7 separate regions of the Mus musculus genome follow, and regions 2, 3, 4, 5, 6 and 7 are each linked to region 1. Evidence: chromatin loops called from intact Hi-C (ENCODE). Cell type or tissue: heart. All regions are shown on one strand. Region 1 has its middle 63 kb from the start of Gm34921. Region 2 overlaps Poc1b (POC1 centriolar protein B). Region 3 has its middle 28 kb from the start of Gm34574. Region 4 overlaps Poc1b (POC1 centriolar protein B). Region 5 has its middle 67 kb from the start of Gm34983. Region 6 holds the start of Gm35035 (a long non-coding RNA gene). Region 7 has its middle 32 kb from the start of Gm20110.

What was found. Peaks named below come from ENCODE experiments on the same cell type or tissue, not always from the same donor. Only the 100,000 strongest peaks of a DNase experiment are listed, where the experiment ranks them.
Region 2: a loop joins it to region 1, with 1.9 times the contacts of the local background. A loop is called at or near these places in 2 of 42 quality-filtered maps.
Region 3: it touches region 1 in a loop (2.3-fold over the local background); 2 of 42 quality-filtered maps call a loop at or near these places.
Region 4: it touches region 1 in a loop (3-fold over the local background); 6 of 42 quality-filtered maps call a loop at or near these places.
Region 5: a loop joins it to region 1, with 2.1 times the contacts of the local background. A loop is called at or near these places in 5 of 42 quality-filtered maps.
Region 6: it touches region 1 in a loop (2.6-fold over the local background); 8 of 42 quality-filtered maps call a loop at or near these places.
Region 7: it touches region 1 in a loop (2.1-fold over the local background); 4 of 42 quality-filtered maps call a loop at or near these places.

The regions. Positions count from the first base shown.
Region 1 is chr10:99,331,723-99,335,722 of GRCm38, reverse strand. No RefSeq gene overlaps it. Among named protein-coding and RNA genes, the nearest start is that of Gm34921, 63 kb to the right of the region's middle. In heart, no CTCF peak of the experiment used is centred here; a DNase peak (open chromatin) is centred at 1,692.
Region 2 is chr10:99,188,821-99,192,820 of GRCm38, reverse strand. Poc1b (POC1 centriolar protein B) reads right to left here. Exons shown (of 12, transcript NM_027740.7): 11 at 1-39. Among named protein-coding and RNA genes, the nearest start is that of Gm34574, 41 kb to the left of the region's middle. In heart, a CTCF peak has its summit at 1,866 (motif pointing left); no DNase peak of the experiment used is centred here.
Region 3 is chr10:99,201,846-99,205,845 of GRCm38, reverse strand. No RefSeq gene overlaps it. Among named protein-coding and RNA genes, the nearest start is that of Gm34574, 28 kb to the left of the region's middle. In heart, no CTCF peak of the experiment used is centred here; DNase peaks (open chromatin) are centred at 1,125, 1,725 and 2,065; H3K4me3 peaks cover 1,847 bases; H3K27ac peaks cover 2,247 bases.
Region 4 is chr10:99,167,228-99,171,227 of GRCm38, reverse strand. All of the region lies in intron 10 of Poc1b (POC1 centriolar protein B), which reads right to left. Among named protein-coding and RNA genes, the nearest start is that of Galnt4, 61 kb to the right of the region's middle. In heart, CTCF peaks have their summits at 2,173 and 2,694; DNase peaks (open chromatin) are centred at 1,297, 1,727 and 2,577; H3K27ac peaks cover 378 bases.
Region 5 is chr10:99,390,628-99,394,627 of GRCm38, reverse strand. No RefSeq gene overlaps it. Among named protein-coding and RNA genes, the nearest start is that of Gm34983, 67 kb to the left of the region's middle. In heart, no CTCF peak of the experiment used is centred here; no DNase peak of the experiment used is centred here; H3K27ac peaks cover 987 bases.
Region 6 is chr10:99,458,018-99,462,017 of GRCm38, reverse strand. It overlaps Gm35035 (a long non-coding RNA gene), which reads left to right and starts at 1,344. Exons shown (of 3, transcript XR_872000.2): 1 at 1,344-1,833. It overlaps Gm34983 (a long non-coding RNA gene), which reads right to left and starts at 2,263. Exons shown (of 3, transcript XR_380739.3): 1 at 1,976-2,263. In heart, a CTCF peak has its summit at 1,719 (motif pointing right); DNase peaks (open chromatin) are centred at 197, 1,057, 2,067, 3,797 and 1 weaker place; H3K4me3 peaks cover 1,255 bases; H3K27ac peaks cover 2,618 bases.
Region 7 is chr10:99,575,024-99,579,023 of GRCm38, reverse strand. No RefSeq gene overlaps it. Among named protein-coding and RNA genes, the nearest start is that of Gm20110, 32 kb to the left of the region's middle. In heart, a CTCF peak has its summit at 1,569 (motif pointing right); no DNase peak of the experiment used is centred here.

The DNA.
Region 1 (4,000 bases):
AAGACAGCACATGCACTTAATCCCATGCGTTTAATCTGGGCCATATCTTCTACATAAAGACAGTGACAGGGCCATCACTGGAAAGAGAGGCCCATTGGTCATGCAAACTTTATATGCCCCAGTACAGGGGAACGCCAGGGCCAAGAAGTGGGAGTGGGTGGGTAGGGGAGTGGGGGGGAGGGTATGGGGGACTTTTGGGAAAGCATTGGAAATGTAAATGAGGAAAATACCTAATAAAAAATATTAAAAAAAAAAAGACAATGACAGAAGGAAGGCTTGCTTCTTCATCTGCTTGCACTTACTTGCCAGCACATCTGTTGGAACCTACTTCTACAGGATTCCGGCTTATGCAGAAGGCTAGCTGAAATACCCAGCCTCGTAGGATTGAGAAACTACTAGATTCTTGAACTTCCCATTCACAGCTGCCCATTGTTGGATTAGTTAGACTGCAGAGTGTAAGTCATTCCAATAAATTCCCTTAATATATAGAGACACGCTGTAAGTTCTGTGACTCCAGAGAACCCTGATTAATACAGTTCCTACCCTCTATTCATGTTGAAGTTCTCAGCAACTCCGAGTGTAATTATTGGGGGTAAGACAGTGAAGGTGGCGATCTATAAGCCAGGAAGACTCTTTGAAAGGAGCAAGCAGGAGTGCTGATATCTTGATCTCGGGCTTTCAGCCTCAGAGCTATGGGAGAATAAATGGCTTTGGTTTCCTCCAGTGTGGCTTACTTGCTCTAGCTAGAAAATGAAATATCTATAATACCTGAAAAGGGTATGTAGCAAAAGGACAGTACACCATTTAAACTTGGGCACTGTCTTTCTTGGGGTTATTATTGCTATGTCAAAACATCATACCAACGTAGGGAGGAAAAGAGTTTTTGTTTGTTCATTTGTTGGCTTATACTTCCACATCACTGTTCAGTATTGAAGGACGTGGGGACCAGAAACTGAAACAAGGCTGAGACTTGGAGGTAGGGGCTAATTCAGAAACCATAAAGGGGCGCTGATTACTGGCTTGCTCACCATAGCTTGCTCAGCCCGCCTTCTTAAAGAATTCAGAATGGCCAACCCAGGCATGGCCCCATCCACAATGGTCTGGGTCCTCCCCCATCAGTCACAAACGAAGAAAAATGTCCTACTGACTTGCCTCCAGCCATTTGGAGGTAATTTTTCCCCATTGAGGTTCCCGACTCTCCAATGACTCTAGTAGTTTGTGTCACACTAGCAGGCACAGACACCACTTATCAATGATGAACTTAAGTCTGTATTTTAAACAATATTTTTTTATTACTTAGCTGGTAAAAGAGTTGACTCAATCACTGCCTGATTCTGTCATAAAGCTAAGCAGGCAAATAGCCACCCTTGCTTCTTATTGTTCTTCTGTTTGGGTCTTTCCTCAAGGTATGTATCTATTCAGTAGGCATTCATTCAATCTAAACAAGTATACGCTGTAAATTTCCTGCTTGGGCTCTGTGTCTCATTGCAGAAATCTGAAAGCAAACAAAAGGGTGGGAACAGTGGCCCGGTTCCTGCTCCCTTCTATCTTGTGGGACTCCACTCCCCATTTCTGGAAATCTTCCACACTCTTCAGGACAGAAAACAGGTCAAGGCAGGGTGCTGATTATCCTACACATCCAATAAACTTCACTTCCTTCTGTCATTACTGAGCAAAAATAAATCATAGTTGCAATGTTTTCTCTCCGGATCCCAGTTGATTGTCTGTAACCATCCTTTGGTTGCACGTGCTCCCGTCTTGGAACCCATTCTTCAAAAAACAAAGAGAACAGCTGTTTCTTGAATTACTCCTGAGACAAAAGCCATCTCTGCCCTCGGTTCTATTATGTGTTGAATAATCCAGGCCACAGGTGACCAGTCACTCTGAAATACTTTTTGAACATTAAATGTCAGCCCTTGGATTCCTTATTCATGGACATTCTCTGTCCTGGGGTTTTACCACCCTGAATAGCCCCAATGCCTGCCCCTCTCTAGCAGAACCAATGTCTCTCAATATTCTACCAGGAAAACCATTACCTGTTATTTAAATTTCTGGTTTCAACCCAAAACATCTAGTTATATAATTTAGTAGCAAGGTAGTTGCTATTGCCTGTAACCTATTAAAGCTAAGGTCTTTGTAAAGGGTTTCGGGAGCCAATTCTTAATGTTTCTGAATGGACGATAGAAACTCAAGGATGTGTATTCTTGTCTTTCTTAGGGCATAGGGAAGCTGTGTGTGTGGGGGGGGGACTTTGAACTCCTAATCATTTTGCTTGTTCCTCATGTCCTGTGGTCCCCAGCTTGCAACCTGGAGGCGACTGTGTTTGTTCTGTTTTAATCACACAACAAGGTTCCCCTTGCCTTTGAGGTGTTTAGTTGTTAAAATCACCTATAAATACTTACTTCTGACCCCTTTGTGGTTCTTCGGATTGTCCTTTGGCCAAAATGTGGACGGGCCACCTAGTTTTTAATATTTTTTTTCAATTAAGCATACACTCAATTAGCAAAATGAGGTTGGATAGCTTTTAGTTCACCATCTTTAAAACATGGAGCATAACTGGGGGTGGGAATGCACACCTTTAATCCCCCATTCTGGAGGCAGAGGCAGGAGGGTCTTAGTGAATTCAAGATCAGCATGGTCTACAACCAAGGCTGATGTAAGTAACCCTAATATAATGTCTTGAACCACAGAAGATGGAGGAAAGAGGAGGGAGAAGAGAAGGAAGAGGAGAGAAGGAGGAGGAGGAGGAAGAGGAGGAGGAGGGGAAGGAGGGGAAAAAGAGAAGGCTGAGATGCCATAAATTCTTTCAGTAGATACATTGTTCTGTAACTTACCACGTGTGAGCCTACTGCATTCTCTATTCCATAACCATCGACTTCAATTGTCAGGAAGCAGAAGTTTGGGCTAAGTTCTCATAAGCCTGATCCTTCCTCTTAAAACAAGCAGAAGTTCTTCTGCATGTGTTGTCATGTGGAGTTCTGTATTGTGATAATTCCCTAATGGAGTAAACTTGTTGGAAAAGTCCTTTATTGGAAATCTAAGGGCTGCAGCGAAGCTCGTGAGAAGAATTCCAAACACTACATTTCTCTTATTCTGATCCAACGGATCCGCGCGGGCTTGAGGTTCGGCTCTTCAGAAAATCTGATGCATCAGTTTGTATAGACGCAACCAAAGTCCACCATGTTGACCACAATTCTAACCACCTTAGTTCTGTGCCGGGAGCCTGGACAGGTTTCAGAGAGGGAATTTCCTAGAACCTCAGCTCCCTGTTGCTATTCCCCAGACTGCCTATCCTCCCAGGATTTGCCCAGAGCCATTTAGCCTTTAAGAGTGGAAGGTGGGTATTCTGCTCCTGGGGGGGGGGGGGGGTCTTGGGGCGGAGGGGGCAGCAGGACTGGTCGCATATGGCTGAGCCAGAGAGACTTCTCATTGCTTGCTCCCGACCACAGCACCCTGCCAACTCCAGCATTAAAGCCGTCATGCACGGTGATGCTTCCCAACGGGAAAGAAGCAAACACTCTACCAAGAAAAGTCTCTCTGCCTTTAAACTTCTGACCGTATTAAGCATTAGAGAGGACAAAAACTGTCGACAGTTTTAAACATGTTGAACACAATGAGCCAAAATTAACTCTCAGCACCAGGGCTTGGCCGACGAACTCAAATGATTTTTCCGATTACTTTTTTTTGCAACAGCCAAGAAGAATAACAAGAGTTTTCAGTAATTCATCAAGACTTGGCGAGAAACAAATACTTCATTCCTTAAGCAGGAGCAGCTAGTATTCTAAACCAACACGTGCTAGCCGATGACTGGGCATTCACAGCATAACACTAACAACATTATTGGCGTGTTTCTTAATTGATGTGATTATTTAATTTCTTTTCTAAAAATTTATTTTAGCCAGGCAGTGGTCGTGTATGCCTTTAATCCCAGCACTTGGGAGGCAGAAGCAGGCAGATTTCTGAGTTCAAGGCCAGCCTGGTCTACAGAGTGAGTTCCAGG
Region 2 (4,000 bases), 140 kb after region 1:
ACCCTTGCCTGGCACAGCTCGATAGGTGGAATCCGTCATCTTTAATGTCATGGAAAAGACAGAAACAAAGTTTCCAAACTTAAACAGTATATATACACATATGCATATATAAATATATATCTAACAGTTCCAGATTTATCTTTTTATGAATCATTTTATCTTCTTTATATAACAGAGTACATAAATTATAATAAAGAAACAAAGCTAGCAAGGTAGAGAAAAATTTACAAATATAAATTGTTTCAACAAAAGATGTGGGGGAAACTAGATACACTTGTGAGAATAAACTTGTGCTCTGACTTCATGTCATATACAATATTAATTCAAAAAAGGTCAGAGGGCTGGTGAGATGGCTCGGCAGGTAAGAGCACTTGACTGCTCTTCTGAAGGTCTCGAGTTCAAATCCCAGCAACCACATGGTAGCTCACAACCACCTGTAATAAGATCTGACACCCTATTTTGGTGTGTCTGAAGACAGCTACAGTGCACTTATTTATAATAATAAATAAATCTTTGGGCCAGAGTGAACAGGGACTGAGTGAGTGGGGTCTACTGGAGAGAGCGGGGTCTACCAGAGCGAGAGGGGTTGACCAGAGTGAGCAGAGGTCCTAAATTCAATTCCCAACAGCCAGACGAAGACTCACAACTATTTGTACAGCTACAGTGTATACCCATATACATGAAATAAATAAATATTAAAAAAAAAAACCCCAAAAAACTAAAAAAGGTCAGAGACTTAAAGAGAAGAGCTAAGACTATAAAACGTTTAGAAAGAATCAGGATTTTCCTGATCTGGACCTGGGACTGTCCCACCTGTTGACACAACATGACAATTGTATTCACTGCTGTCCAGGATACATGTGGCCTGGGTGAGATATTCCTGAACTATACAAAATGTACTTATGCATAACATCAAGATCAAGATGACAAGGTAAAAAATAAATTGGATGTAATAATTTGTATAATAAAAATGATACCACCAAGATAGCGAAAACAAATGGAAGAAACTATTTTTGAATCAAATACTTGATAAGGGCCTTGTACAACGACACAAAGATTTGCAATTTAAGGATTACAGATACATAATGTAATTAAACAGCTAATGATACACAAATGGCCAATAATCTCACAAGCATATCTTGAACATTATCAGCAATAGCAAATCCAAACTGCAAGGACATTGACTTCACCTGCACTAAGATGGCAGAAAAGAACAACGCAGGGTAACACGTGTCAGCGGGATGCTGAGAACGGGGAGCCCTCACACTGCTGGTGAGCGACAAATGTAGATGCCAGGAGACATTAAATATGAAATCACTATATGACTTAGCAAACCCAGTTGTCGATCTAAACCCAAGAGAGTGAACACTTATCCACGCAAGCTGTGTGAAAATGTTCAGGGCGGCGGTGATCATGATGTTCAAGAAGTTAGGAAGAATCCATGACACGGAAGAAACACAAAACAGCAAATCTGCACTAGGATTATTTGTTCACAAAAAATGGGAAACATTATAATGAGTTTTACAACCCAGTTGAACATTCTAAGCACTGAACTAGACACCAAAGGCTAAATATTAGCCAATACTATTTCTATAAAAAAAAAATCAAAATGAGAAAATATGGTAATGTACTAAACCCAGGGGCTGAGTACAAAGAACAATAAGGAGACACTGGGAATGCAGCTGGGGGTGGGGTGGGGTGGAACGCTGTTTTCAAAGTCCTTTGGGAGTGACAAAATGTTCTTTAGGGGCTCAAGAGATGGCTCAGCAGTTAAGAGCACTCACTGGCTGCTAGAGTTCAATTCCTAGCAACCACATGGTGGTTCACAACCACCTTTAGTCCTGTCCCTGGGGATCCAGCGCCCTCTTCTGGCCTCTCAAGACACTGTATGCACATTTAAAAAATTAGTCATAGTAAGCACAACTTTGTGTAATAAGTACCAGTGAAGTACACACGTCAAATGAGTCAATTTTATATTACATAAAATTTCTCATTAAAGTTATTATGAAAATAGGACACAAATAAATACATGCCTCAGAGGGTTGTTTGTTTTTCCAGTCTTAAATTCCTGGTGATGGCTAGAGGTCTGGGGGTTCCTGGCAGAGGTTTGTTTCTCGGGGTAGCTCTGCTGACAAAGCAACATGTGGAGCTTGCTCCACGCTTTCTCCATATTTGCTGATTTTATCCTCTCAATGATTCTGCAGGTACTCTGCTGGCTTCCATGGCCGCCTTTGGTGTGCTAGCGAGGCTCAATCCTTTCGGCGCTCCAAACTGTACTCTCAGTTTTCAAACAAGACAGACACTGAACAAAATCCAGCCTGTCCAAGGACACACATGCCACATATAGCGAAGAACCAATGTTAAGTCTAAAAGATGCAGAAGCCCTCCACACACAGAGCTGTGGGACGAGGCCACTGCTTTTCCTGACGTTCTACCATTTTTTAGGACGGTGGAACTTTCGATTTCCCCTCATATATAGAGATAATAATTCAGTATTTGTCAAAACTATTGAAAATAACCCGAGAATCCACTATTATAATCAGCTAGAGTGAAGCCGGGGCCTATTCACACTAAGCTTTGTCCTCAGCTCCAGGGCGTGACTCTCTTTCTTCCTTGATTTTTTTATTTTTATTTTCTGTACACTAGTGTTTTGCCTGCAAGTGTGAGGAAATTGGATCCCCTGGGACAGGAGTTACATGACAGACAATTGTAATGTATTATGTGGGTGCTGGGAATTGAACCTGGGTCCTTTGGTAGAGCAGCCAGCCCCGGGTCACTACTCTTAAGCGAATTTTGATTATAGGTCTAAAATACCTCTTTGCAACCCCACTGGGCTCAGCAGACCTAGCTGCCCAGAGTCTGTTTACTGAGGCAGTGTTTCTATATATTCACGTTCACCCTCCCCTGAAAAAACTCCTGCTCAAAGACGGCCTCTCTTGTTCAATGCTTCTCTACGACTTTCTCTGCTCTCCTAGCAAGGCCAAGTCCTTTTCAGACTGAGCTTTCTGCCTGACTGTCCTGTACTTAGACACATCTCTGACACTGCCCCCCCCCACCCAAAAGCCAGGCCTCCTGCTCACCAGCATGGCGTCTTCTTTTCCTCCAGTATTGTAAACACCAGCATGTATGGCGACTAGCTGCCTATTACCTTTCTTCTCCAGGAGGTCTCTCCTCATGGCTCTATCTTCTAACACTAGCAGGTCTTGACTTCTGATGGTGTTAATTATCATACCAAGTTTTCAGTGCTATCATCACGAGTTGAAAGCAAGCTCTCTATAACCAAGATTCCCTCCCCCCATTTGTTTTTAGAAAACGGGAGTCATAAGTAACACATTGAAGTGTTTCCGCAGCCACAAATAATCACGATAACAACAAGCCCAGCCCTTCGTGGTAACAGGTCCCAACCTAGTCGGTAGAGCAGCTCAATCAATGAACTTGCGCAATGCAGTCACACTGGTCATTAAGAAGAAAACAGGGGGGTAAAAGATTAGGAACATCGGAAGTCAAAGCAATAAAGGAACTCCAATAAAGTTTAATAGTACTTTTCTTGTTTGGAGACAAAAAACAGATTACCATCACAGAACATATGGGCATGATAAGAAAAGGAGGCAGGCAGGCAGGAAGAAAAACAACCAGTCCTTACCCAAAGCATCAGCCAACTGATGTCTTTCTATCAAAGGAATTAGAACCTACGTAGTGACTGATTCATTTCTACCAACCAATCCTACCTTTGCCTCCTGTCTGTAGAGAAGAAAAGTGAGATGCACACATTATTAAAAATTAAAAAGAAATTTCATTATCATAAAATTGTAATGCAACAATGTATAGATTTTGTGCTGATGACGTGAGTCTATAGTAGTCAGTGTCGGGAGTGAAGGCCTCGGGGCTCGACACCAGACCGAGCATTGCCAGCGCCACGCATGCAGGTGGTGTGGTGCTCATGCTCAAGTGCTCTCTACCGGGCTGGGGAGCTACAGACACGGCTGGTGCTAAGTGAGCA
Region 3 (4,000 bases), 130 kb after region 1:
GAAGAGGAATGGGAAGGGGTGTAGGGAAGAGGAATGGGAAGGGATGTAGGGAAGAGGAATGGGAAGGGTTGTAGGGAAGAGGAATGGGGAGGGATGTAGGGAAGAGGAATGGGAAGGGATGCAGGGAAGAGGAATGGGAAGGGTTGTAGGGAAGAGGAATGGGGAGGGATGTAGGGAAGAGGAATGGGAAGGGTTGTAGGGAAGAGGAGTGGGAAGGGATGTAGGGAAGAGGAATGGGGAGGGATGTAGGGAAGAGGAATGGGAAGGGATGCAGGGAAGAGGAATGGGAAGGGATGTAGGGAAGAGGAATGGGGAGGGATGTAGGAAAGAGGAATGGGGAGGGATGTAGGGAAGAGGAATGGGGAGGGGTGCAGGGAAGGGGGGTTAAGAGGGTTGCTTCTTGGGGGGCTGGAGAGATGGCTCAGTGGTTAAGAGCACTGACTGCTCTTCCAGAGGTCCTGAGTTCAATTCCCAGCACCCACATGGTGGCTCACAACCATCTGCAATGGAATCTGATCCCCTCTTCTAGTGTGTGTCTGAAGACAGCAACAGAGTACTCACATACATAAACAAATCTTTAAAAAAAAAAAAAAAAAGAGGGTTGCTTCTCGGTGCCCGATGCTTCTGTTAAAGGTCAATACAGTGCAGGGGTTCACATTTCCAGCATCTTCTCTTTTAAGCTTTATTTCTTTTATATATGTGAAGAACACTGTCCCTGTCCTCAGATGCACCAGAAGAGGGTATCGGATCCCGTTACAGCCACCTTGTGGTTGCTGGGACTTGAACTCAGGACCCCTGGAAGAGTAGTCAGTGCTCTTAACCTCTGAGCCATCTCTCCAGATCCATTTCTAGTTTTTTGTGTTTTATTTTTTAAACATTGTCAGTGCCATTACTTCCCTTGCTGGGTCCACAAGACCCTCTGTGGTTAAGCTGGGCTTTGATGTGCTCTCTGAAAAGTAGCTGTCACTTAGAAACAAGAGTCAGGCCGTCCTGCTCCTTTTAAATGTATTTTTTTTTTTTTTCTGTTCACGTCTGGAGCCACATCAAATCCCGCGCCTTTTGCCTTAATCACGGTTTAAAGGTGAAAACGAAACTGGTGACAGTCTCCGGCTGGTGCTGCAGTGCGAGGAAGCCACCCAAGGAAGCCACCCGGGGAGGCTGACACTCTGGTTCCCCATCTATCTCCCCTCCTCACGGCAAAAACCAAGACTCCCTCCTCTTGCTCAATGAAAGTGGTGAATCGAGGGGGGTTTAATAACTTTGAACTCTCTGTGTGATTTCTGCCTTTGACACAGACATTATTAGAGAGTCCCGAAGAAACACATCCCCCCACCCTCCCACCCCCACCCCCGCTCGCAACACCAAGTTTCTAAATGATTCATCTCAAAGACCTTGATATTCAATCCAGGTGTAGGAATAAACAGTACAGCCCTCCGGCTCTATCCCGGGGCTTGGACAGGCTTCAGTGAAATTCTATAGCGAAGGCCCAGCCGCTTCCCTGACTGTCTCTTTGTTCTACTAACTTTTTATCTCTGAAAAGCAAAGGGATTTCCTCCAGGGATTAAGGAGAGGAAACAACCTGAGGTAGGATAGTGTTTCATTAGAACTAATTCAGGCAAAAGTATCCTGAAGCCATCTCAGCAAAAAAAGTCCTTCGTCCCAACCTTGGACTGCTCCCTGAAATCCAACATCCAGCCGGAGAAACACGCCTCGCCCAGGGAGCTCTCCCCTTCTCCTGTCTCCCCAGCCGGAGGATCCTGGGCAAACAGAATAAGGCGGAAGAGCGTCTCATCAGAAAACACGCCTTCCCGCCTCCTCCTCCCCCCCTCAGTATTTTTTAATTTCAAAACTTTTAACAGGTACTACTTTGTGGACACGAAATTATTTTTCGAAATAGTTTTAAAAGCAGTAGACGGGTTTGGTTTGAAGTAAAGAGACAGAGGGGGAGGTCTCCCCCCACCCAATCCGCCTGCCTCCTTCTCTTCCTCTCTTCCCCTCCCTTTCCTCAGCTCCTGTTCCGGATTAATCTTTTTTCGTGGCAGCTCAGATACAACCGGACGAAGAACTGGAGAGCGGGTGTGCTGGCCGAGGTTTCTGGCCTCTGTTCTCCTTTTTTATCGCAAGCCTGAAGTCTGCAGGATTAAGTGTGACAATACAGGATGAGACCCGGGGTTAAAGAGGGCTAGTGCGTTAGCTCAGCGGTAGAAGGCTCGCCTAGCAAGCGCAGGGGTCTGAGTTCCAAGAGGTGGGGGGTGGGGGTGGGGGGTGGGGGTGGCAGTGCAATGGCAGCCTGGCTCACGCATCTTCTGCCTCCCCTAAGAGTAGATGAAAAGCATACATTTTAGCCAGGACTAAAACACTAACATTTTACAGTTCAATTTGTCACCACCCACTTGGAAATCTTCAGTGATAACTGTCATGGCCGGTCTCTAAGGCCACCACATTTCAAATATTTCGGGAAGTGAAACAAGTGCTTTCTCTTCTGATCAATGACTAATCTCATTTTCAAAAAGTTAGTTACTCTGCTCTTCTTAGGCCCTCTTCCTCAGGTATGGCTACTCTAAAATTTTAGAGAGGTACTTGGTCCCGTCTAATTTGATTGAAAATACTTCGATTTACTACAACTTAAGTTTCCTTTCTCACATTTCTTGTATTGTTAAACATTAAAGGAAGAAACAAAACCACTTGACTACTCACGCCGAGAATCCATGGTGCATAGAATATTAACTAACTTTATATCGGTGGTCCCGAACACAAAAGTAGCCAATCTTTATCTCCTTTGATAAAAAGCCAAATCAGCTTACACAGAAACAGCTTTGCATAGTTTCATATCACAAATATCAACTGAACTCTACTTTCTAAAGATATTGGCAGTCTTAGTTTTGGTATGAATTATATATATTATACATATATATATATATATTCTATTCATGATTTTTATTCACGTACTCTTGTTTTTGAAACTTACTTTCTCAGTGATCATTTCTTTTATTGCCTCGTTCTGGAATGCACTTTCATTTGTAAAAAGTTTCAAGTTGGGAGTTGCTTTTGGAAACAGAGCTTACTATGCAGCTCTGGCTAGCCTCTAAATCAGAGATCTGGCTGCTCCTGCCTTTTGAGTGCTGGGCTACCACACAGGCGACGATGTCTGTTTCTAACAGGAACATGTTTGACATTTGACTCCAAGGAAAACACAAACCATCCTCCCTTATAATACGTGCACGCACACTATCCCTCTCTGTCCCTACTGTGACCTCTGCTTCATGACAAACTATTGACCTATTTTCCTAGCAAGCCCAGGCTGCCGGCTGCCATTGTTACCTGGTTGAGTCATAGCTGGAGACAGCCAGGCAATCACACTATGTTCCTAGAGTTCAATGTTCAACCCTCTGCTGTGTGAAATCTAAAACCCGTGCCCGCTACCAAAGCATAAGCCGTTTGGGAACAATATATATATATATATATATATATATATATATATATATATATATATATATATATATACCACGTGGTGCTGGTATGCCATCACTTCAGAACAACATCTAGTTTCTGTTTTATTATTAAATTTGCTCATGGGCTAATTATGATTAATTTGACTCAAATCACCAAGTACTCTGATGACCTTATCCTTTTGGTAGTTAAGAGACTTCTAGAGACAGATGGTTATCTTCCAGTTCCCTTGCATGTGTGAAATTCCTCCCACCCAGCAAAGAAATGTGAGGTAAGGATCCCGGCTGGCTTATCTTTATAGAGAGAGAAAAAAAAATTGGAGGAAATACTATTTGTTTTGCAAATAGCCAAAGGGCTGGGAAGAAGAGGTGCAGGCAAATCTTTTTCTTAATGACACTCACTTGATTCACATTCCAGTTCCCTCCTCCACTTCCTGTGCTTGCCAAGCCTTTAGTTATAATCAAGGCATTAGCATTCTCAGGCCAGTTCCTCAGGAGTTATTCAATGGCTGGCCTTAGGCCAGCACCCTAAGGTTTTCTTTATATGAGAT
Region 4 (4,000 bases), 160 kb after region 1:
GACACCGAAAAGCACCCAGACAGACACTGCAGAGCACCCAGACAGATACTGCAGAGTACCCAGACAGATACTGCAGAGCACCCAGACAGATACTGCAGAGCACCCAGACAGATACTGCAGAACACCCAGACAGATACTGCAGAGTACCCAGACAGATACTGCAGAGCACCCAGACAGATACTGCAGAGCACCCAGACAGATACTGCAGAACACCCAGACAGATACTGCAGAACACCCAGACAGATACTGCAGAGCACCCAGACAGATACTGCAGAACACCCAGACAGATACTGCAGAGTACCCAGACAGATACTGCAGAGTACCCAGACAGATACTGCAGAGTACCCAGACAGATACTGCAGAGTACCCAGACAGATACTGCAGAGTACCCAGACAGATACTGCAGAGCACCCAGACAGATACTGCAGAGCACCCAGACAGATACTGCAGAGTACCCAGACAGATACTGCAGAGTACCCAGACAGATACTGCAGAGTACCCAGACAGATACTGCAGAGTACCCAGACAGATACTGCAGAGTACCCAGACAGATACTGCAGAGTACCCAGACAGATACTGCAGAGCACCCAGACAGACACCTCAGAGCCACCCAGACAGACACCTCAGAGCACCCAGACAGACACTGCAGAGCCACCCAGACAGACACTGCAGAGCCACCTAAACAGTGCTTGAAAACACACCAACCTGCCCGTTTACTGTAAGCCAACAACATATTTGGTTTTTAGAAATCATATGTGCTAAACTTACAAATCAAATGCAGCCTTATTCGCTGTAGCAAAGTTTAAAAACCTTAAAGAGAACCTGACCTTCTCCAAATGACGCCGTGAGTAAGCCTGGGGACGTAGTACAGGGAGAGGGAAGGAAGGCTGGGTGCCAGCGCCCCGTGACTTACGGGCGCTCCTGCATTATTCTTAAAACTATTTATTTATATTATCTGTGTGGACGTTTACGCTGCATGCAGAAGAAGATGGGTGCCCTGGAACGGGAGTTACAGATAGTTGTTAGTGGTCAATGTGGGTGCTGGGAATTGAACTCGGGTACTTTGGAAGAGAAACCAGTGCTCTTAACATACTCTCCAGCCTGCACGTGCATCTAAAGCTGTCAAAGTTGTACATTTTGGCTGAGGGACATTTGAATTTGCAGACACTGTGTTCTTTCAAATAAGTCCTTCCAAATCTTTGCTTACATAAGCAGTTAGGAACTGAAATAACTCTGAACTAGTTACACAATGTTGTCTAGTAACCAGGATGTACTGTTGCCACAACACCCGTGGAAATATTCTGTCTGCAAGTCTACTCTCCCTGTGTCCGCAGATGTGTCAACACAACATTGCTTTATAGGTAGTATGTACCATATGGTCCATGAAAGTGGGCAACGGCTCTCTTCCCTCAAACAGGCTGATGTAAAAAATCTTTTGCAAAAGAGAAACCAAGCGTGCTCTGCTGAGAAATGTGACTCTAAATGACATTTAGCAGGGCACTCCCCAAAGTCACAGAAAAGGCAGAGAATTTCCTTCCCCTGGTTCCAGAACCTAAGACAAGAAAACTATGATTATTTTTCTGTCCTTGGCTCTTTGTCAAAATGAGGTTGAGGCAGAAGATATTCCCAGCTGCCCTGAGATTATGCAAGGCTACACCTTACTGTCCCCTGGGAGAGGAGATAGGGAATCCCACAGCTGACATCCAATCTGTCAGGAAATCCTCTTGGCTCTGCCTTCAAAATATCTTCAGAAGCCTGCCATCTCTGACCCTCCCTTGCTCCTGCCTGTGTCAAGCCACTACTGCCTGAAGTCCATTAGTTCCTTAGTTTTCTAGGTCCTTGCCCCCAGTGCCACTGCGGCACTTACTCAGGCGGCACCTGCCATGTGACAGGTGTCTTGACCACACTCCTGCAGCCTCTCGCTATTGCCCAGAGTGCTTTTCTGCACTTTTGCAGCGTTTTTGATCCACTATCCTAAAAAGACTCTGTTTTTAACTGAGACTTCCCTGTTTCTCTGAGTGGGATGTAGAATTGAACTTTTCTGGACAGGTTTTAATTTATTGCTTCCTTTTCATTTCTTTAAAGCTGAGAATGGGGAATGACCACGGAGCAGTTCCTCAAGAAATACTTATTGCGGGAGGGACATGGACGCATATGAGAGCGAAGCCTGGCAGGATTCGGCCATATCTGCCACCTGTTGGTAAGGCAATGTAAAGGCCCCAATGTGCCACCTGTGAAGGAAAAAGGCTAAGGCAAGACAATCTCCAAGCCAGCTCAGGGAGGGAGGAACAAGGAGAGACCGTATGCGGGTGGGGGTGGGGAGACAGGATGCAAGGAGGAGGGATCAGAAGTAGATTACTGTGCATTTTATTATCATGGTGCACATTTTCAAAAAATTTTAAAGGAACATACTTGCATTCTTACCTGAAATATTCCAGTTTGAAAACACACAAACAAACTACAATAACAAATCCTACCCATCTCTGCTCAGGCTAACGGCTGATTTCTCTGGGAAAAGTCTTCTATTGCCTTCTCTAGGTGACTGATCATCTCTTTGGGAACACTGCCCCCACCAACATTTCCGTGACAATTCCCCATACAGGACATGAGGGGAACTCTCCAGCTGACATGTGTTCCGTCCACTGCTGTCTTCCTTCCCCTGCCCAGGGTGGGCGCTGTTGGGCCTTCTCACGGGAGCAACTTGCTGTGCTTCTCTGGGCGGCCTGTCTTTATTTTGGCTAATGGTTTAAAGAACTGCACATTCTGGGATTTTTTTCCCCCTATAATGTAACTTGAAAGTCTCAGTTTATTATAAATAACTAATTTGACCTGAATGCTGTCTCTAACTCTAAAGAAAGGCATAGTTATATTTGCACTATGCATTGTGCTCAGGATTGAGATAAGGAATCCAGTGTTTTAGCAATCCACAGAACGACGGTGAGAGTTCTGACTTCAGTTTCTTCATCTACTTTTAGGACAAATAATAAAATGAATACAGTAGGCTAAGTTGTGGGTGGTGGCGCACACCTTTAATCCCAGCACTTATGAGGCAGAGGCAGAGGGATTTCTGAGCTATAGGCCAGCCTGGACTACAGAGAGAGTTCCAGGGCAGCCAGGGCTATACAGAAAAGCCCTGTCTCAAAAGACAAAACAAAACCAAAACCCCCCAAACAACAACAATAACAAAAACCCCAAACCGTCAAAAAACTTTAAGACTACAATTTACCTGAAGGTAACAGGTTTCTTTGTGTGTGTGTGTGGGTGTGGTGTGGTGTGGTGGGGGTGGGGTGTATATGCCTGTAGTTGGCAGTATGTAGGTAAATGTAGAAACCAGAGGTTGAATTCAGGTGTCATTCTGGGAAGCCATCCACTTTGTTTTTTGAGATTAGGTCTCTGACTAGCCTGGAACTTGCTAAGCCGGCAAGATCGTCTGGTCAGTGAACCCTCATATCTGGGCTCTCCTCAGCTTGGATTACTGGCTCTCCCCACCAAACCCAGCTTTATATACAGTTTTTGGGAATTAAGATCCTCCTGTTCACACGGTACACTTTATCTACAGTGTCATCTCTTTAGTCGCAACAAACTCCTTCAATTATATTCCTATTTGAGGAGAGTGGCAAAGAGAATCTGAAATACCCCACCCTGTGTAGCCACATCATAGGTGGCAAATGCTAAAAGCCTATGTATAAATGTGCATGTTAGCAATGGAACTCAGGGTTTCTTTCAAGCATGCTAGCCAAACCTCAACTGCTGAGCTATATTCTAGCCATCTCTGATTCAAAGTCTGATGGCAGAACCATGGTCTATTTCTATGAAAATATTAAGAGTCAAACCAGAATCCTAAAGAAAAGAGTCTTTAAAAAGCCAAAAAACAAACAAACAAACAAAAAAACCAACCAAGTAAACAAAAAACAAAAAACCCAACCCTATATATGTGACTTGATTATAACCAAAATAAAGATTTTGAGGCGATAAACATTCTAAAACCATGACTACATGA
Region 5 (4,000 bases), 59 kb before region 1:
CACAATGCAGGGTGTAAATGACCATGGAGGGCTCAAATGTGATACCTGGTGACACACTTCCAACTAAGGCTCAGGAAAATTCACAGAGAAAAAAAGCCCAAAAGGTTGAAAGGGGAACAGAATTATTCCTGGTAATAAGGTAAATAAGAACTCTCCCTCTCCCCTCTCCCCTCTCCCTTCTCCCCTCTCCCCCTCCCCCTCTCTCCTCTCTTTCCCTTCTCCCTTCTCCCCTCTCCCCTCTCCCTTCTCTCCTCTCCCTCTCCCTCTCTTTCCCCTCTCCCTTCTCCCCTCTCCCCTTCCCCCTCTTCCTCCTCCTCCCTCTCCCTCCTCCTCCTCCCTCTCTCCTCCTCTCTCCCCTCTCCCCTTCCTCCTCCTCCTCTCTCGTCCTCTCCCCTCTCCCCCTCTCTCCCCATCTCCCCCCTCTCCCCTCTCCCTTTTGATACAAAGTCTTACTACATAGCCCAGGCTGGCCACAGACTTGCTGCATAGCCCAGGCTAGCCTGGAACTTGCATTATGTTCCTATCACCTACTGAATGCTGGGATTGCAGGTGTCCGGCTTCAGCCCCAGCCCCAGGCCCTTCCTGATCATTTGTGGAACCTGTGGTTCTTTTTCAGAAGAGAATTTCTACAGCCAAAGCTTAGTGTTTTACTGAAGATCACAGAACACACCTTAAAAACAAAAACAAAAATCCAACTAGTCTTGAGTCACTGAGCTCTCAATTTTCATTTTCAGATGTAAGCAGCAAGGCGCCCAGTGTTCCTGTCTGCCTCTGGCATGGACTTTTGTATCTGGAGAGTGGGAGCAGCTCCTGTTACAGTAATTCTCACGAACTCACATGTTTTAAATGAAGCCTGGCTGCGAAGGAAGTCAAGGGGAAATGGAGAACTGCCCGTGATTGCTCGTCCCCAGCTCTGCTCGGCTCGCTCCATTCCGCACACAGCTGGCCTGAACAGAAAGCACTCTCCTAAATTTAGCCTCAGATTCATTTGAAAGACTCTTTCATGTCTTATCACCATCTTGTTGGGTAGCTATGTGGGCTTTTAATTTCCTGTTCTAAAATTTTACACCATCCAAAAATTAAATCAAAATGTTTTTATGTTGCTTTAGGACTCTCTCTCTCTCTCTCTCTCTCTCTCTCTCTCTCTCTCTCTCTCTCTCTCTCTCTCATGAGGCTAGCATCTTGCATCCATTCACCAATGTGGCAAAACCAAGAAGGGAAATTAATCTAACCACTACTTATATTTAGCACCCCAAAGGGAGCTCTGTGTTTTCTACGATGACAGAAAAGGCTGTAGTCTCCAGCAAGCACTGTCTTCTGCTCGCACACTTCCTGATGAGAGGGGATTTTTCAAGGGATGGTCTGTCCTTTGAAGAGAAAGAGGATCCTTCTACCCTGGGAGGTGTTAACCTAAATATTTACATGTGGCAATAATTAACAGGGAAATAGTACACAACACTAACAAAGAACAGACTTGTGGCATACCGTCATAACATTGGAGAACCTTGTCTGATGTTGCGCTAAAAAAAAAAAAAGGTGAGTTCCCTCGTCACACTCAAAGCTGATCTTCATATGAGTGCTAGATGAGTCAGTGACTGGAAGGGCCCAAGGGAAGCTTATGCACAACATGACTTAAGCACAACATGCTTGCACACACTCACACATGCACATACACATGTCCAGTGATTGGTATTTAAGATAATGCTCTTTAACAGCTTATTCAATGTCTTTATGCTTCACTAAAGCCATGTTTTGATTTTTGAAATGATTCAGACTGTTAGTAACAACTCCGTTTCCTACAGAACTTGTTATATTTTGTTTTGGTTTTCTTTAATACTTATTTTTCTGTTTTATTATTTATGTGTATGTGCTGTGTTTGTGTGCAGGTTCCTACAAAGCCCAGCAGGGAGTGTCAGATTCCCCGGCGCTGGTGTTACAGGTGTTTGTGAGGAGCCTGATGTGGGTGCTGGGAATTGAACTTGGGTCCTCTGGAAGAGAGCAGTACATGCTTTAAACACTGAGCCACATCTCTAGCCCTTGTTTTGTTTTCTCTAGACAATGTCTTATAGTATGTAGCACTGGCTGTCCTGAAATTTATTGTGTAGACCAGGCTGGCCTCAAAGTCATAGAGACCTGCCTGCCTGTCTCTACAGTGCTAAGATTGACTCCATCTGCCTCTAAGGTACTTTTAAAAGTGGAACCTAAAACCTAAAAGCCTAAAATAGTTCCTTATTTGTTATAAAATCCAAACAGCTCTGAAAGGCAAAATCAAAAGCTACCCACCTGGCATGGCAATATTTTAATTACTTCCTCCAACATTCTACCACGTGAAAGTATCAGATGTCTGGCCGCTAACCTTTTGGCTACAGAAGGTTGTTATACCTCATAACGATGCCACCAAATATATGGTACGTGGACTATCTTAAGGTACAACCCAATATACAAATATACGTGTGCTTTGTTAACCCTTGTAAAAGCCAAGTACAGTCTAAATATCAAAAGACATGTAGTGCTTATAATAAGTTTTGGGTAAAGATATCATTAAATTTTATTTCTTTGAAGATGCATTAAAAGGGGTCACTGGTACAATAAACTTGTGGTTTCACTGACGTTGTTGCTTAAGATGAGGGTAAATTTAAGTAAACTGTGAGTTAAAACTTTTTTTTTTTTTTTTTTGGTGACTCACAGCACAAGAAAGACTAAAACTTACGAAACCTCTTCCACATATTATAAAGGATGTCTGCATGCCCAGGCAGAAAGCCCACCGGCCGCAGAAGACAGGGTATGATGGCTGTGCCTTCCTTTGGGTCTGCCCAGCACCCAGCCTAACTTTTGAATGTTGCCCTCAAGAAGATTTCTCTGGGATGAAATGAATCACTGACAGCTTCCACCTTTACGTCGGCCATACCCATTGCTGCAGAGAAAAAATGAACGACTTCGAAAGTAGTGTTTACAATCCATGAGAAATCACGTATTTGTATAGATGTTTTTCAGCTGATGAGAAGAAGAGAGGAAACTGTAGAACCATGTCTTGGATTTATATTTTAACCTCGGTGCCTGTCTAGTCTACTTAGAGCTCTCAGAGACTCAAATGGATCCATAATCCCGCTGTATGCTCTGTCTGTTCAAAAAGGAATTCTTACAAACATGTCACAGGCCACAGATCTCTCAGGCTTACTCTAGGGAGAGATTTTCTGTGTGTATGTGTGATGTGCACACCTGTGTGCAAGTGTCCCTGTGTGTGTGTGCGAGTGTGTAAATGTGCCTGTGTGTCACATGTGTCCAAGTGTGCCCATGTGTGATGTGTGTGGGATTGTGTCTCTGTCTGTGAATGTGCCTGTGTGTCATATGTGCGCAAGTGTGCCCATGTTTGTGTGATGTGTGTGGGATTGTGTCTGTGTGTGTGCAAGTATGCCCATGTGTGTGTAAATGTGCCTGCGTGTGTGATGTATGTGTGTGAGTGTGTGTGTCTGTGTGTGTGAACAAGCACCACAATCTCTGAACTACTGTTTTTGTGTTTCCCTTTATATCCTTAAATCGTCCTCAAGGAGAAAAGGAATTGCTGTCCGTTTCCCATCCCGAAAGTACTGCAAATGTCTACCTCATGCTCCTGCGCCATCAATCAACAGTCTGCGGATGAGGTACTCAGACCCCAAACATCCCTTTGAACACCCCCTGCAGCATCTCTCCTCGGCAGCTGCAGCCCTTTATTAATGGCTCAGGAGTCTTTCACACCTTCTTTTAAATCCAATGCATTTGAAGTAATAAAACAGGGAACACTTTATAGGCAGGAAATATTAAAATATTTAATTGCTTCCCCCACCCCCCTTGGCACAAGGCAGACAGCCTTAAGCTTTCTATAACACATGAAAAAAAGGAGACACCTGCCCGAGCTTGAACAGACATGAAGAGGGGACTTGCCAAATTAAATACATCTGTGACTAAAGCTCTGCTTTTAAACCCACATCAAGCCCATTTCTTTTTTACTACTTCTAACCAT
Region 6 (4,000 bases), 130 kb before region 1:
CAGACAGACAGACACACAGACAGAGGAATGAAAGTGTTAAAAGCAACCTCAATCAATTGCCAAGAGACAGTACGTGAAGCAACACTCCCAAGAAGGTCCAACAGTGTGCAAACCTCACTGCAGACATGCTCAGACCTCAGTTCCCACCACTTTTCCTCAGCCAGAGACAAGGGGAAGCAAGTGTCCGCCAAGCGGACACCTGCTGGGAAAAGAGGAACTGAAAGCGGATAAGGGGGTGGGTTGGGGGGTAAGGGGAAATGAGATGGTGCCAGCGATTAACTGCAGCGGGTCGACTTTCAAGGTCTGAGTGAGCACTTCCACCTACAATCAATCTTCAAGTACTTATGAAGCCTGAATATTTTATTTTTATTTTTCTGTGTCAGACCACGTGGACCCTAGCTAGAGAAGAGCTGGAAAGCTGGGATTCCACTCTCTCGCGGAACTTGCAAGCCACCAAGCTGCTCCGGGACCCATCTCTACCAAACAATTAGCCAAGGAAGCAAAGCAAAACAAAAACAAAGCTAAGCCCAACTCGCCGCTGGCTTGGGAGAGCTGCCTTAAATTTCAAATACAAGGACAGAGAAAGCTCCAGCCTGCCTGGGATTAACGAATTCACTCTCCCCTCCCCCAAGGAAAAAAGCGCTAAAGAACAAGGTCAAAGGCGAGAGGCTCTGGGGAGTCACTAAGGTGATAAGAGTGCTTCAGAGACAGTGACAAAGGGGTAGTCTAGTCGCCTTTGACCTTTCAGAAAATCGTCTCAAGTGTGATGCAGATCAAAGTCACTGGTTGCTGAGAGTCTCTAAAAAAAGAAGCAGTAGCCAATGTGGCTTAGGGTCTTAAACTATGCACGAGAGAGGTTGAAGATGAAAAGCCGCAAGGTCGGGCGAGGTTCCTTCAAGACTGTTCGGATCACAGAGGACTCTTCCGAGGGGCAAAGAATTTACATCTTCAACAACCCCCCAGCAAACATTGTTCAGCCATGCACCCATGTGACTTCCTCGATGTAAAGAACTCCGAGATAGCAGCCTCAGTTCCTTTTTCGCTTTTGAAAGCAAACAGTTCTGCAAGAAAACAATACAATGGCTTTCCCAGGATTGGGGCGGGGTGGGTGTGAAGCCAAAGGAAGTGAGTTCTCTTTTTTTACTTTGTGGGTCCCGAGGATGGCGCAGGAATGGCTAGCCTTGGCACGAGGGCCAATGGTTAAAAACAAGAAATCTGAAAAGAAGGAATCTCTTTTTGCTTTCACCACAATGCAAAAAGAGAGAGAGGAAAAAAAAGCAAATCAAAATAAAATTAATTCATTTTATTAGGATAGTTTTGTCTAAGATCTTGTTAAACCCTATTAAAATTATTGAACAGTTTACCTTTCAGATCAACAACCATTGGCATCTTATAGCCTCCATTTAAAGAAACAAAAGAGTAATGATATAGGGAATGTAAACTTCTTCCTGGCAAGTCCTCAAGAGATTTTAGTTCAGTAAAGAAGACAGAAGTATAAATAACACGAGCCACTATGACCGATGTAACAAAGAACTAATTAATTAGACTAAGGGGTGGAGGGAGTCCTAAATTGAGGAGCTAAGAAATACTTCTTGAAGCAAAAGATGTGGGTTCAAATTTGGGCTTTGAAGAGAATCTTTCCAAAGAAACAAACAAACACGCAAACCACACTACAGCAAATGAGGATAAAGGCAAAGTGCTGTTTCTTTCTAGTCCTGTAGGGGGCACTAAAAAGGGCAGGTAGAGAAGACGGTTGTAAACAAGGGACCAGGACAGCCTAGGGAAACAGTCACATGACATCTGGAGGAGGGAATGCACCTTACTAAAGCCAAGGTAGGTGGGTGACATACGACTGGAGGCTCCTTTGTCTAGTTCGTTACTGTCTTCTTACTCAACTCTTTCCTAACTTCACTATTTCAGCCTGAGGGCTTATTTTCCCACTGTACTTGGAGGGCAGAAAGAGGAAATAACTCACCCAGCAGAGGGGATTTCTTTGTTGGGTTTTGAAGAAAGATGCTGGGGGTGGCTGACTCTGCTGAAACGTTTCCTTTTTCTCTTGGTGTTTGTCGGATTCTGCTCTTGAGCAATCCTGCTGCCTTCAGTCAAAGTCAACCCGCAGTCCCGTCGGCTTCTGACTTTACCTCCTGAAACTCTCCTACTCTGCCCTTTGCCTCTTCTGCTCAGGCGGGCTTACAGTTTCACAACCTTACCACCAATTGCAGAAAGTGTGAAACATTTGCACATCTGGTATCAAATATTACAATCTCCAGGTTAAAATGACGACTCAAAGTCAGATAGGGCTTTCTCTACTCCGTGAGCACTTCACTTTGCCAAGGGTTCATTCAAAAATGACATTTGCAATTTTCTCGCAGTGAAAGCAATGCTTTTCTGAGGTCACCTTTCTCTCCCTCTCTCTCTTTCTCTCTCACTCACTCTATGTGTGTGTATATGTGTGTGTTGTATATAGTATGTTGTATGTATTTCTGTATGTGTGATGCATGAACTTTTTCATGTAAGCGTGTGCACGTGTGCTTGGTGGTGCGTGCACACACGGATGCATGGGCACGTGGAAGCCAGAGATCAGCATCAGGTGACTGCTTCCATTTCTTGTGAGATGGGCTTGTTCACTGACCTCATCAGATTGCCAGCCTGGATGGCCAATGGTCTCCAGGGATTTGCCTGTGGGTTCTCCCGCTCCCGCTCCCCCCCCCCCCAGGTCCAGGAAAACAAATATGCCATTCAGTGTCTACGAGGTCCTGAGGCTCTGAACTCAGGTCCTCATGGCTTGCATGACAGGCACTTTACTGGCTCCCTAGCCTCTGACTCTCCCCATTCAGAAATGTGAATGACTGAAATAGACATTTTTAGGAGATGTACAGAGTTCAGTGTCAGCCTGAAAAAAAAAATCTACATCGCTGCGAATATAAGAGATGGAGTCCTTAAGCCTAACTGGGTTCTAGAACTGGCTTTCAATCACCCAGAGAGAAATTCACTTTATGTGAAGATCAAAAGCTTGTATAGAGTCCTAAAAGCAAAGCTGTCTATATTGCTCCTTCCCTCTGCCCCCTCTGCTCCAACACCCCTGAACCACAGACAACGGTCCTTTACAGTTCAAGCTAAACCAGGGAAAGTCTCCTCCTCTCTCCATCTCTCCTCTCTACATCCATTTCGGTATGAAACGCTGAGGTTTGGGGGTTGGCAGAGGCTCCTAGAGCAGAGTACAGACAGATGATTAAGTAAATACAGTGTGAGTTTTAGTCCGGTGAAAATGTATGCCTATTCACAAAATGACTAAACAAAGCATTGTAAAACAACAACAAAGTAGCCAGTTGATACTTTCCACAATCTTCAGCAAGTTTTTTCAATCTGTTTCTCAGGGGTCAACTAGGACCATTGAATATCATATATTTACATTATAATTCGTAACTGTAGCAAAGTTATAAAGTAGCAACAACATAATCTTATGGTTGCAGGGTCACCATAACCCAAGGAACTATATTTAAAGGCTTGCAGCATTAGGAACCGCATTAGAAAGGTCTCCAGCTTTTAAGGCTCTGCCACTAAATGCCTTTGCATAGACTCACAAACTTCAGGGCAACAAGCATTTAAAAAGCATCACTTGAACTAGCAAGGAATCCAAATGTACTAAGAATGTGTTTAAAAAGTGTCTAGAATCTCCGGTCTGTCTGCTATCATTTTATTGAAATATCTTCTCCTTCCCACAAATACTGGAAAGGGGTCATAGCCTAGGAAGTCACTTACTAGCTCTCAGCGTCAGAGGAAGCACCTGCTGTCAGCTGCTTCCTGCCCGAGACCATCTTCCCCCCTCCAAGTTGATTGCTATATCCACAAAGCCTTCAATCCTGCCTGGACTTACCAGGAATTCAATGAATATTTGTTGCACAGTGAGTGAATTGAAGTTTTCATTGTTGGCAAAGTGCTCTCTTAACTGCCCCCAACCAGCCTTACCTTGATCAAAGGTCTCAGAGCACTTGTGTCC
Region 7 (4,000 bases), 240 kb before region 1:
TTCCTCATAAAGCAGCAATCAAATGCTTTCTGAGATCGTAAGAAATGAATAGATAAAGTTGTGCCTCGTTTAATGACTGAGAACTATGCAAAATAATTGCTTCTCACACCCTAAACAATGAAAGTGAAAGCAGGACACATTATCAAGTCTCCAGGCAGGTATTAACGGTACTTCCAAACACAGGGCACTTGCATTCACTGATGGGGCAATCATTCTCTGCTTTGCAAAAGCGTAGCAGAGCCAAGAACCGCGGCTCACCAGCCAGGTCGAGTTTTGTTCTTCTAACTGGTAATGAACTAATGGGGGCATCACCTGTCTCGTGACACTTAGACTCAGTTAGCAGGGATTTTGCTACATTTTTTTTTCTTCAGATGAGAAAACAGAGGCTCTGCTAAGTCAAATCATTTGTCACCCTGTACACTGGAAGGGAAATCCTAGAGATAGCGTTTCAAACTAAGTCAGTCTTACAGCCAGAACTTATTGCCCTAGCCATTCTGACCCACTGTTTCCTAAGACAGAGGAAAAGATTGCCATACTTCCTTGACAGATTAAATGAGATCACAGCACCTCTCTTTCCGGTGGAATTTCTTCTCACTCACAGAAAAAGCTGACATCTTTCTGAAGGCTTCATAAGAGCTGAACAGCCTCACTGGAGCCTTGCCTCTCTCCCCACTGTCCCCTGTACTGGCTGGCTTTATGTCAACTTGACACAAGCTGGAGTCATTTGAAAGGAAAAGACCTCAGCTGAGGATGGGGATAAATGATAGTCTAGGATGTACTTTACCCCTGAGGACTTTTGTACAGACTACATTAAATAATATAAGGTCTCCCAGCTGTGGTAAAATATCTGGTAAAATGTTTTTATCACATCATTTGCAGATGAATAGGAGCCGTGAAGAACAAGAGGATTCTCATGCAGGGGAAAGGTTCCCTGCAAAGTTAACACCAGAGATGTTTCTTATCATAGCTGGGGGTGCATCTATCAGAGAGAAAGCCAGGGATGCTCTTAAGCATCCTACAAAGTTGCCCATTATCAGCCCCAGAAGTTAATAAAAACCTGATGAGAAACCCTTCTGTCACAACATAGTGAAAATGCCGCTAGCTCAGATGTGAAAACCATTTCCACAATTGCCATGACTCCCCTGAAGTTTTGAAACCCAAGCAGAAACAATACACCATGTTCGTATTCCTTTGCGCTAGACGGTTGATTCTCAACCTATCGGCTGCAAACCCTTTGGGGGTTGAATGACCATTCCACAGGAGTTGCCCAAGACCATTGGAAAACACAGATATTTTACATTACCATTTATAAGAGTAGCAAATTGCAGTTACAAAGTAGCACTGAAAATTTTATGGTTGGGCTTCACCACAACATGAGGAACTGTACGAAAGGGTCGTAGCGTTAGGAAGGCTGAGAACCACTCAACTAGAGGCTTGACCTTAATCTGCCTCCACCACTACCCTTTGGGAGTCAAATCAGATACAGATCTCAGAATCTAGACCTCAGAGCACACCGGCAACTGCGCCTGAAGAATGGTGTGCTGGCCAGTTCAATTCTGCAGCCAGTCCACTAGGGGGCAGAGAAACACTATCAATCGTTCAGCATTTGCCTGCTAGCGTCGGAGAATTTAGTAATGTAAATCTTAATAGGAATGTTAAATTGTTACTGGCCCTTAAAACATTTAAAGATTCTCTGAATATTTTTATTAAGAACATGTATGTCTTTGCAGTCCAGGAGACTGGTTCCAGGATGGACTCGAACTCCCATCGTGTCTGAACTGTGAAATATGGCAGTCATTAAGTTCGCCACTGTGTTAAGTGGAGGTTTAGTAGCCGTTGATGGCATTGTGACTGTGAGGACTATTATTATTTAACTTTAATAACATATTATGAATGTGCTGGTAAAATACTTTCTTTTATAGAGATTTGATTCTACTGTGGGATAATTTGTAGCAAATCAGTTCATGGAATTACATCTACCAGGATATAACCTATCAAAAAGTGAGTATGCACAGAAACTTTACAGTGAACTCCAAACTGGAAAAAAAATAGCATAATTTTGGTATTGAACCAAACTCAACCCAAGAGTCAGTTCTAATATTCCTTATCATGCATACTACAGTAGAGTGGAACTAACAAGAGCGTTATATTACCGGCCTTTGATAATGTAAGATATACATAGATATATCTCTCTCTTATGATTTAAATTTAACAACTGTGGAGATGAACATTATATAAGTCATCTTTAAGGTTGGTCCTGCGACACACACACACACACACACACACACACACACACCATGATTATGACTAATGAGAGTGAAAAATCTCTATCCAAAAACCACTTCAACTTTCCCTAACCTGTATCCACACGCACACATAGAAGTATAAACAAACAAAAAGCTGTTTGGCAAGTGTTTTGGCTTGGATCTGAGTGACGCTGTCAATTCCAGTAAATAAGAAATCCGTGACTCAGAAAGGTTGAAGCATTGTATCAGAAAACCTAGACTTTGGGAGACTGGAGAGAGGCCAATTACCCAAGTCTGATCACGTGCTACGTGGAGGTGAAAGTGGTCTCTGCCAGGTCATTGTCTTGAAGCTCTGGGAAAAATGTATTTTATGTCCTGTATCTCAACTAAGGAAGAGTTGTAAACATTGTAGTCTATGAGTGGACAGAATAGCAGTTACAGCAGTTCCTGGCATGTATTAGCCTGCTAAATATTACTCATAATTATCATATCATTTTAAAGGTAAGCCAATCCAAAGATTCTTTTGTTTTACACTAGATGTGATTTTTCTTTCTAAAGCATTAAAGCACAGTATTTCTAAAAAGAAAGAAAGAAAGAAAGAAAGAAAGAAAGAAAGAAAGAAAGAAAGAAAGAAAGGAAAGAAGGGAGGGAGGGAGGGAGGGAGGGAGGGAGGAAGGAAGGAAGGAAGGAAGGAAGGAAGGAAGGAAGGAAGGAAGGAAGGAAGGAAGGAAGGGGAAAAAAAGAAAAACAATGGACTGAACGTACTGGACTCTATGGGTGTTAAGAGACTTGGGGAATTTGGCTCAATTTCAAAGCTGTCCCAAGACAATCATCATAACCGGGCCACCATCACTCTTCTGCCTTGCTTGTGCCTCCGGATATACCCTCTCCCCCCACCTCCTTTTTATGTAAACAACAGGTGCAAAGACTGGAGGGAGGAGAGAATATTCTTTTTTTCTTTCTTTCTTTTTTTCTGTCTAGCCACCAACACTGGGGTCAGAGTAAGGAGAATCACAACATGCAACAAAGGAAAGACACTTGAAGCCATTGAGAAGCTTCTTCTGGGAAGCTCAGAGCTCATTCAAGATTTGACCGCTTTTGCCAGATTACAAGAAGTTCCACTGGACGCGGAATAATAACTGGTTACTTTTAATTTGTGAGAAGATTGAAGGTCAAAGAAAGTGAAGGATCTAAGCACAGGAGTAACAGAGCAAATAAACCCAGATGGAAATTCTCGTCTTCATGTCAGCTCTGCAACAAACGGTTAATGCCTTGATGTGTTGCCATGGAAACAAGACCCCTATGTCAGGTTGACATTGATTCTAGCAATGGAGAAAGTGCCTTGCATTCTCTTCAACCTTGATTGTATTTCATTCAGAAAAAAAAAAATCTTCATTTTAAGAGATCAGCCCCATATCCTACGAGGACCAAAATACCAATACGGGCAATATGGTAATGTGAAATTCCATTACTGAAAATTTGCAAATTCATTTGTATCACATCTTATTTAATATGGCTTAAAAATGAAAAATTAAAGCCAGGCATGATGGGGCACCCCCTTAACCCCAGCACTCAGGAGACAGAGGAAAGTGGATCTCTTGAGATCATAGTAACAAGAGCTACACAGCAACACCCTGAATCAAAACAAAGAACAAAAGTAAGAATTAAAATATATATAACAAAAAGCAGGAACTACAAAGTCTTCACTAACATTATGCCCTTAGAATTTCCTTCCCTTAAAATATAGCTCAGAA